2 separate regions of the Homo sapiens genome follow, and region 2 is linked to region 1. The links are chromatin loops, found by intact Hi-C in ENCODE. Cell type or tissue: mucosa of descending colon. All regions are shown on one strand.

The links. Hi-C counts contacts between places; a loop is a spot of excess contacts. Peaks named below come from ENCODE experiments on the same cell type or tissue, not always from the same donor. Only the 100,000 strongest peaks of a DNase experiment are listed, where the experiment ranks them.
Region 2: a loop joins it to region 1, with 6 times the contacts of the local background. A loop is called at or near these places in 106 of 110 quality-filtered maps.

The regions. Positions count from the first base shown.
Region 1 is chr11:11,019,560-11,024,559 of GRCh38, reverse strand. No RefSeq gene overlaps it. Among named protein-coding and RNA genes, the nearest start is that of LINC02752, 93 kb to the left of the region's middle. In mucosa of descending colon, no CTCF peak of the experiment used is centred here; no DNase peak of the experiment used is centred here.
Region 2 is chr11:10,795,394-10,800,393 of GRCh38, reverse strand. EIF4G2 (eukaryotic translation initiation factor 4 gamma 2) reads left to right here. Exons shown (of 22, transcript NM_001418.4): 18 at 46-304; 19 at 638-842; 20 at 970-1,181; 21 at 1,281-1,402; 22 at 2,513-3,340. The coding sequence ends at 2,578. Among named protein-coding and RNA genes, the nearest start is that of SNORD97, 3.7 kb to the left of the region's middle. In mucosa of descending colon, no CTCF peak of the experiment used is centred here; no DNase peak of the experiment used is centred here.

The DNA.
Region 1 (5,000 bases):
AACCCTGGGTTATCTTGATCTCCTCCCACCATAACCATTAAAAACAGGCCTGGAGGACCAAGCCTGCAGCTGAAAATCCACCGGCCCCAGTTGTGAAGTGGCAAAGGCTGAGAGGCAGGACCCAGACTGGTGAATTCACAGATCCATTGCTGGCCACAGAGAAAACAAATTATTTTAGATATAATTAAGTGTAGACAACAAAACACCAAGGCCATCCCAATAAAACATCACATTACTTCTGACTTGAGCTATACAAAAGAAGAGAAGCAAGATCCCGTTAGAAGAAATTGTTGACATATTAGAGCTTTGCCCTTAAGCCCCATCCATGGCCCTTTAAATGTGACCAGCATGTATATGGACAGCGCTGGGATCTGAGGAGGGGATGCCACCTGGGACAGAATGACAGTCAAGGTTAGTAATGCTCGCTCTGGGCCACTGCCTAGAACAGTTCCTGCCTGTCCTGAAGCAAATACCCACAAAATCCAAGAGAGCTATATGAACGAAGGAGGTAGACAAGCTTTTATATGCAGACACACTTGGTTTATATTAAATACATACACATACTTTTTAATCCCACAAAGAACTGTGCTTTCTGCCATTTTTCTTGAAACATACAACCCCTTTTGGGCTACCTTTCATGGGTTTTCATTGTTACTAAAGACATGGATACACACAAATACTTTTATATCATAAGGGAAACAATAGTGCAAGGGTGCTGCAAAGGATAAGGGACACACAGTTTAAAGTTAAGAGATGGTGTGCTGAACTCAGCAGCACTCGGTCTGAAAATTGCAGGCCCTGCCCAGGCCTGCTGAAGCCACTGTATATGCCTTGCTAAGGCAAACATCAGTTCTTCTCAGCATTAATTCCAGGTGCCTACAAAGGGAGCAGAGGATGAAATGATGTTCAAAGGACATTCATCCTTTGGATTTGGGCCAACCATTCTCCAGTGTAACCAGTTTGCTGCTGGGCATCTTTTTCTGTAATACATTTATTAATTAACAACCTATATCAGATCATAGAAGTAGATTCCCAACGCAGAATACCATTACGTGTCTGGGTACACATAATGATGCCATTCCCACATCTTGGCCAACAGCCCACACTGACACGGCCCTGCTGATGTGGGTATAACACATTCTATTAAATGAAAAACCTAACATAATGGCAGCTATTAATACCTTCTAATATTAATAGGCAGCATTAATCTTATGCAATAGAATCTGTCCACTTACCAAGCACTTCGTTTCACAGCTTTTCCCAATTTCTTTAAGTGTCCTCCCACCACCCTGATCACTATCTGCTGGACACTCTCTGATTTGTCATAACTACCAAGGTGAGGGCTGGAGGGGCCACCAATGCACTAACAGCACATAAAAAGTAACCTCAATTGGGACTCTAAAGCTCTCTTATTCTCTCAGCTACATCCACCCCAAGAGGAGAATGAACACAGGAGACATCCTCTTTAGTATAACACACTCTTACTATCCTTCAGATCTCAGCTTTGGTGTCACTTCCATCGGGAAGACTTATCTGCCTGTCTCCTCTACTTCAGTAACAACAACAACAACTGGATTAAATGTGCTCCAACAAGGTTCCCCAGGACTGTTGGTTTTTCCGTATTTGCCATCACCTCCTGTGGTCTTCTTGTTAGCAGGGGGCATATCTCCAACCAAAGCATAGAAAGCATTCAATAAATATTGAGTAAGTGGACAAATGACTGAACAGATTTTTAGATGGATTAATGCATAGGTAGATGGCAGCATGGGTGGATGGGTGGGTGGCTGGGTGGATGGATGGATGGATGGATAGATGGGTGGGTGGGTGGATGGATGGATAGATGGGTGGGTGGGTGGGTGGGTGGATTGTTGGATGGATGGATGGATAGATGGATGGATGGATGGATGGATGGATGAATGTTCTTTGACTTTGTTAGAGGTTCTGTCTAAGGAAAGGAGTGTTCTCTGGTATGATGGTTTAAGGGTGATCTTGCCACAAGATGGCGCTCATAATTTTCTTAATTTATGGGTTTTATAGAAAATTTCCATTTCAAATTTTAAATTGTCTTAGAATCATTATATATGTTTCACAGCTAATGTAACTTATTTACTATACTGTCCATGTTTCATGTTCCAACACATTTCACTCAATAACCAACATGCTCTTTCCTCCTGGAACATCAAAACGACCCTGCAGCATTTTGCTGTGATGTTGGGTGGGTTGCTTTGGGGCTCTGTGCAGAGTGCAGAGAACAACGTTAGTCCCTTGATAGTACAGGGAATCAAAGCATTGTTCTTCTACCACACCATCTCCAACAACAGAGTCAGCAGAAAAGTGAAACCTCGACTTGAAATATCCATTAACCTTTGAAAACATGAATCTTGCCTTGACAAAATAATAATCTCTTACATTTACACAGAGTTTTATGCCACACAAAGCAATTTTGCATCACCAAAAAACAGTTTTTGAGTACTTGAGAACATGCCAGTCACTTTGGATTTATTAACTACATTTAACCTTCATGCCAACCCTATGAATTATGTCTTAATATCTCCCATCTTACAGATAATAAAATGAAGGTTCAGAGAGGGGATGTGACCCACCAGAATTACCTAGGTGGTAAGTGGCAGAGGTATAGTTCGGTCTCAAATTTTATTTTTAACTCTACATTAATTTGCTTCCCGTTATTTGCTGTGACATAAGCTATTTCAGTGTTAAGGAGACCGTGTTAGACAATAAGGAGGAAAGGAAACTTCCACGTATAACTTCCTGTGATTATGTGCATATATTTATGTGCACATGCATACACACACACACACATACATAAACTCACCAGCTCTATAAAGGGAGTAATAATTACCATTTCCAAGTAACCACAACATGCTAGGCACAATGCCAAAAGGTTCTTTCACACATCATTTCATTTTATCCCTACCTACTTCTGTAAGAAAGATCATTATCCCCATTTTACAGATATGAAAATTGTAGCACAGAGAGATTAAATGGCTTATGTTATGTCACAGAGGAGCTAAGTACCAGGGCTGAAATTCAAGTTCAACTCTACCTGACTTCAAAGCTTCAGTATTCCCAGAGGCCACATGAGTATGGGTAAGGGGTAACTTGGGAATTCTGGGAAGGATTCCTGGAGTTGCCTCTCTACTCTTTCTGCTCTTATCAAACTGCATATAATCACCAAACCTTCCTCTGAGCCCTCATATGTTCTGTTCTTCTGCTGGAAATGCCCTTCCCTGCGGAGTTTGCCTGGAAAGCGCCTGCCACCTTTGAGCCCCAGCTCAAGTACCACTTCTCCTATGGTGCCTCCTCTGATAGCCCCCCACCAAATGTACACACACATCCTCATGCCACATCCATTGTCCTTCCTCTAAATCTCACCCTCTTCCCCTATACACACACATACACTCATCTTGTCAGTTTTTATAGAATCCTAAATATCCTACTGCATGGAGTCAACCGTGAATGGCCTGAGATTTTTATCTATCTGTAAGCTAACAAGCTGGCCTGCCACAGACTCACAGATGCTGGCAGAAGATGCAGATGACGTCCTCACTCCCTATCTCTGGCACCTTTAACGATGGCCTGCTCATAGGAGGAGCTCTGTCCATGATTGCTGAGTAACTGAGAGAGTAAGTTCAAGGCAAGTCCAAATGGTTGATGATACGTAGGTACAGATAGGCTGTTGGCAGATCTGTGTGGAGCGAAGGAAAGAGCTGTGAAAAGAAAGGCATGAGTAGTGGCAGCAGGTGGAGTCTGGGAGGAGTCAGGTTCCCCTCCATGGACTAGCTAGAAAGGCCGTGTCTATTTGTAAGTATTTAAGTCTCAAGCTGGAAAATTCGAGAATTAAGCCTAGCACAGTGGCACACGCTTGTAATGCTAATTACTTGAGAGACTGAGGTAGGAGGATCCCTTGAGCCCAGGAGCTTCAGACAAGGCTAGGCAACATAGTAAGACAGATGAAAGAAAAGAAAAAGAAAAAGAAAGAAGGAAGGGGAAGGGAGAAGGGGGTAGGGGGAAGGGGAAAGGGGAAGCGAAAGGAAAGGGAAAAGGAAAGAAAAAGAAAATTCAGGAATCAATCTCTCTCTCGCTCTCGCTGTCTCTCTCGCTCTCTCTCGCCCAGACTGCAGTGTTGTGGTGCTATCACAGTGCGCTGGCGCCTCAAACTCCTGGGCTCAAGCAGTCCTTCCACCTCAGCCTCCCAAGTAGCTGAGACTACAAGTGTGTGCCACGACACCTGGCTAGTTTTTATATTATTTGTAGAGACCGTTTCGCTATGTTGCCCAGGCTGGTCTCAGACTCCAAGGTTTCAAGCCATCCTCCCACCTTGGCCTCCCAAAGCACTGGGATTACAGGTATGAGCCACTGTACCTGCCTCTCTTTTTTCTTTTATTTTATTAACACTTCCACATGGCACTTACTTTGTGCCAAGCACTGGCTTGAAGAACTTTACATTTATTGACATATATGTTACACCTGTGTTCATCTTCACAGCCTCTGTGACTGCTGCAGGGAATTCAGTTGAATGTGGCAAGAACGACACCCCCTGACTTCAGGGTAATCACCTCGACTAGTCTGAGGCAGGCTGCAGGAAGTCCACGTGGAGAGAGAGGGCTGTCTGTTGTTCCAGCCACCAGTTGCTTGAGTGTTCCCAGGCCTGGCCCAGACTTAGAGGAAGGCTGCAAGATGACCCCAGCCCCCATTAAAACCAAGAGAGAGCCTACCTGAACCATCTACTCCTAGGTTTGAGAGAAAAGTAACTGTTTTGAAGCCACTGCTCTGGTGTGACTTGCTATGCTGCACTAGATGACTGACACAGGCTTGGGTTTCCTTTGAGATGAGTGCTGTTCTCAGCCCCAGAGTCCAAGTCCCTAACCACTACACTAAGGTGCCTCTAGTTAGGCCCATAAAATGAAACCAACTAGATAATCCCATCAACACGCCAGATCTCCAAGTTGCAACCGCCTCTACTAATGATTCCTGCGTGT
Region 2 (5,000 bases), 220 kb after region 1:
CACTCAAATTCGAAAACTGATAAACTGTTGTATATTTCTTTCAAGGCTTTCCTGAATGTATTGGACCAGTGTCCCAAACTGGAGGTTGACATCCCTTTGGTGAAATCCTATTTAGCACAGTTTGCAGCTCGTGCCATCATTTCAGAGCTGGTGAGCATTTCAGAACTAGCTCAACCACTAGAAAGTGGCACCCATTTTCCTCTCTTCCTACTTTGTCTTCAGCAGTTAGCTAAATTACAAGATCGAGAATGGTTAACAGAACTTTTTCAACAAAGCAAGGTCAATATGCAGAAAATGCTCCCAGGTAAGAGAATGCTGACTTGTTTGTTTTGTTTTTTTAATATTATATCTAGAGATTTCAGGTACCTTGAGTGGATTTATGTAGGTCAGACAGTCTGATTGTCCTGCTCAGATAATGATAAACATTACCACAGATCTCACCTATAAAGAGAGATTTATAATTTAACTACTTTCATTTGATCCGTATGTTGAGTTTTTTTCATTTGCTGGGTTGGTTCTCTATTCTGCTACATGGATCTTACATACTTGGGGACATCATTTGTGAAGCTCTGCTCTCTGGACAGGACAACTTGGTAAAATGAACTATTAGATGATGCAGGTGGCTTTGTCTCTTCAGAAATTGATCAGAATAAGGACCGCATGTTGGAGATTTTGGAAGGAAAGGGACTGAGTTTCTTATTCCCACTCCTCAAATTGGAGAAGGAACTGTTGAAGCAAATAAAGTTGGATCCATCCCCTCAAACCATATATAAATGGATTAAAGATAACATCTCTCCCAAACTTCATGTAGATAAAGGATTTGTGAACATCTTAATGACTAGGTAAGACGAATGGTTTTCTGCATATGGTAATGTTTCATGTACTGGAAAAGAAGCGTAGGAGACTAAGAGTTGTCTCTTGAGCAAGAAAACTCACTGTTGGGTTCTAACAAGACCTCTTTCTGTCCAGCTTCTTACAGTACATTTCTAGTGAAGTAAACCCCCCCAGCGATGAAACAGATTCATCCTCTGCTCCTTCCAAAGAACAGTTAGAGCAGGAAAAACAACTACTACTATCTTTCAAGCCAGTAATGCAGAAATTTCTTCATGATCACGTTGATCTACAAGTCAGTGCCCTGTATGCTCTCCAGGTGCACTGCTATAACAGCAACTTCCCAAAAGGTGAGAGGACTTGTATCAGAAGAACGGCGTGAGGAAGTTCTTAAACAGAACACTAAATAATGGGCTTATTACTTTTTTCTTTTTTTTTTTTTTTTTAAGGCATGTTACTTCGCTTTTTTGTGCACTTCTATGACATGGAAATTATTGAAGAAGAAGCTTTCTTGGCTTGGAAAGAAGATATAACCCAAGAGTTTCCGGGAAAAGGCAAGGCTTTGTTCCAGGTAAGTCTTTTGTTAAAAATTTGGTCTGCTTACTTCAGTTTGCTTGGTATTAACTTCAAGTTAAGAGCCTTTTTCAACTGAAATACAGGCAAGGTAGTCCTAGTTAGTAGTTTGTCTTCACCTGTACATTTCATTCTGCACTATTTGAAGCTATTATTAAGTAAAGCTACACAATGAATCAATTCTAGTGGTGTATAAGATGTTAGAGGTAGCTAACTTTTCAAGGAGTATAGCTACTTATATACATGGGAGTGACTGTACAAGTTTCGATTTAAGCTTTTTTAAAAACATCAGTAAAGAGGAAATTGTAGCTGGGCACGTGGCTCATGCCTGTAATCCTAGCACTTTAAGAGGCTGAGGTGGGAGGATCACTTGAGCTCAGGAGTTCAAGACCAGCCTGGGCAGCATAGTGAAACCCTGTCTCTAAAAAATACAAAAAATTAGCCAGACGTGGTGACATGTTCTGTGGTCCTGGTCCCAGCTACTCGGGAGGATGTCTTGAGCCCAGGAGGCAGAGGTTGCAGTGAGCTGAGATCACACCACTGCACTCTAGTCTGGGCAACAGAGTGAGACTGTGTCTCAAAAAAAGAAAAAAAGTTTAAATACTATATATTTTTCTAAAAAGAGGAGATGTTTCTGATTTCTCACAATTTGATTTTTTCTTATTGAATGAACTTGTAGCCCTAGGGGAAGAACATCAGGGCATTCTCTCAAATCACCTGAAGAGCAGTTTAAAAAGCAGGTTCCAGGCCTATTCCTAGAGATTCTGGTTTAGTAGGTCTGTGGTACAAAATCCAGGTGATTCTTTCTCATGCTACTAGTTTTCCAGGGGGCCCAGGCTTGAGAAACATTGGTCCTGCAGCATCTTCCTACCTTTTTATTGCTGATGATAAACAAGATTCACGAGGATCATCCTTGCAGGATTAAATCTTTAGCTCTGTGTTGTCCCAAATCTGGATAATATACCACTGTTCGTTAACTTAATATACAAATTGTTGGTAGGGATATCCTTGTTTCATATTCTAAAACTGTGTAGTACCACCTAAAACTTTTTGGATGGATTTCTGTTTATATCATGAACTATTTTAATTTACAAATCTTAATTTATAGGTGAATCAGTGGCTAACCTGGTTAGAAACTGCTGAAGAAGAAGAATCAGAGGAAGAAGCTGACTAAAGAACCAGCCAAAGCCTTAAATTGTGCAAAACATACTGTTGCTATGATGTAACTGCATTTGACCTAACCACTGCGAAAATTCATTCCGCTGTAATGTTTTCACAATATTTAAAGCAGAAGCACGTCAGTTAGGATTTCCTTCTGCATAAGGTTTTTTTGTAGTGTAATGTCTTAATCATAGTCTACCATCAAATATTTTAGGAGTATCTTTAATGTTTAGATAGTATATTAGCAGCATGCAATAATTACATCATAAGTTCTCAAGCAGAGGCAGTCTATTGCAAGGACCTTCTTTGCTGCCAGTTATCATAGGCTGTTTTAAGTTAGAAAACTGAATAGCAACACTGAATACTGTAGAAATGCACTTTGCTCAGTAATACTTGAGTTGTTGCAATATTTGATTATCCATTTGGTTGTTACAGAAAAATTCTTAACTGTAATTGATGGTTGTTGCCGTAATAGTATATTGCCTGTATTTCTACCTCTAGTAATGGGCTTTATGTGCTAGATTTTAATATCCTTGAGCCTGGGCAAGTGCACAAGTCTTTTTAAAAGAAACATGGTTTACTTGCACAAAACTGATCAGTTTTGAGAGATCGTTAATGCCCTTGAAGTGGTTTTTGTGGGTGTGAAACAAATGGTGAGAATTTGAATTGGTCCCTCCTATTATAGTATTGAAATTAAGTCTACTTAATTTATCAAGTCATGTTCATGCCCTGATTTTATATACTTGTATCTATCAATAAACATTGTGATACTTGATGTAGTGATGTGTGGCTGTAAATGGCATCCATAGTCTGGGAGAATTGTCAGCTTTGTTTTTGAGGTATAGGAGACCCACCTTAGTTTGACTTAAGGACTTCCCAATTTTTGTTTTTCTGCTGTACAAGCCTGGGTTCCAGAAGGAATTTTTAGACTCTTCAAGATGAGACACAAGATTTAAGGTGTTTATTTCCTTTGAGTTACTGAAACTAACCAATATAAACGATTTTTATGATCAAAGATCACAAGTCTTATGAATTTGGAGGAACATAGCTACACATAGCAACTAAAATTTGGTGACAATTTATCTTTTGTCAGACTGAAATACATGGTGATCTCTGGATAAGCTTAGCTGTCCTGCAAGCATCATTCCCAGTAGCTGCCCCAAATGTCCAGGAAGATCCCTGCTTCCTCTGGAAAAATTCCAGTGTCCCAGTAAAATTGACTTCATTCAACTAAACCTCTGCATGTTTTCCAAAAACACACACGAAGGATTTGTCTCCAGCCCTGGAACATTCTGACAATCCTAGGATTACTTCTAACATTGGCATGGATGGGGACTCTTGAAGTGTGCTACTGGAGTCCTGGTTGATGTCAACACCTAAGAACCTGTTCTTGGTGATTGGGGAGACCCTCAAGGCAGACTATCATACTGCCGAACCCATTAGAACCTTGAAGTCAGAAGAGGCTGCCTGCACATGCTCCAGTGGGTGGGAGGCAGAACCAATCAATGTTTTTGTGTCTGTCTTATTTGGGCCAGGGAAGCTAAATCTTGCATTATGGCACTCATCTTCCCCTGAAGTTTTAACAAGTCATAAGCTTTTGGGTACTTTGAGTACAGCAAAATTTAAAGCTAAACAGATTTGTATGAACCTACCTAAATTTTAAAGGGGCTGTAAATTGTTTCTCTGCCCAACCCTCCCCACGAAGGGGAGGAAACTAATTTTTAACCTAGCAAAAGGAGCAACTGGTTAGGTGGATCAGCTAGTCAATTCTTATTGCCAGAATTTGCCTAATTCAGCCAGGGTATCAGGCTAAAGGAAGTTTTAGAACTAAACCTGGGCCTGGGTGCAGTGGCTCACGCCTGTAATCCCAGCACTTTGGGAGGCCTAAGGCGGGCGGATCACCTGAGGTCGGAGTTCAAGACCAGGCTGACCAACATGGAGAAACCCTATTTTCTTCTAGAAAAATACAAAGCTGAGTGTGGTGGTGCATGTCTACAATCCCAGTGACTCGGGAGGCTGAGGCAGGAGAATGGCTTGAACCTGGGAGGCGGAGGTTGCAGTGAGCCGAGATGGCACCATTGCACTCCAGCCTAGGCAACAAGAGCGAAACTCCGTCTCAATAAAAAATGAACTAAACCCGGTACGCAGTGGTTTGTCATTGCTTACAGAATCATGCTTTAATCTTCCCACCCCAAACATGTCAAGAGCTACTCAAAATATTCAACCCATAGAGAATGTATAATACTGCTGCTACCTTGTTCTAAAGACACCTAACAGTGTACTTTATAATCTACCATACTGTGGAATGGCAGTATCTGGGTATAACTGGGATGTACCTTGCATGATTGCCAATTTCTTTAGTATCAGCATGTAGTGACTAATCTTCATTCACTTCATGGTGACTTCAAAATAAGATTGCATGTCTTTACTGCCCC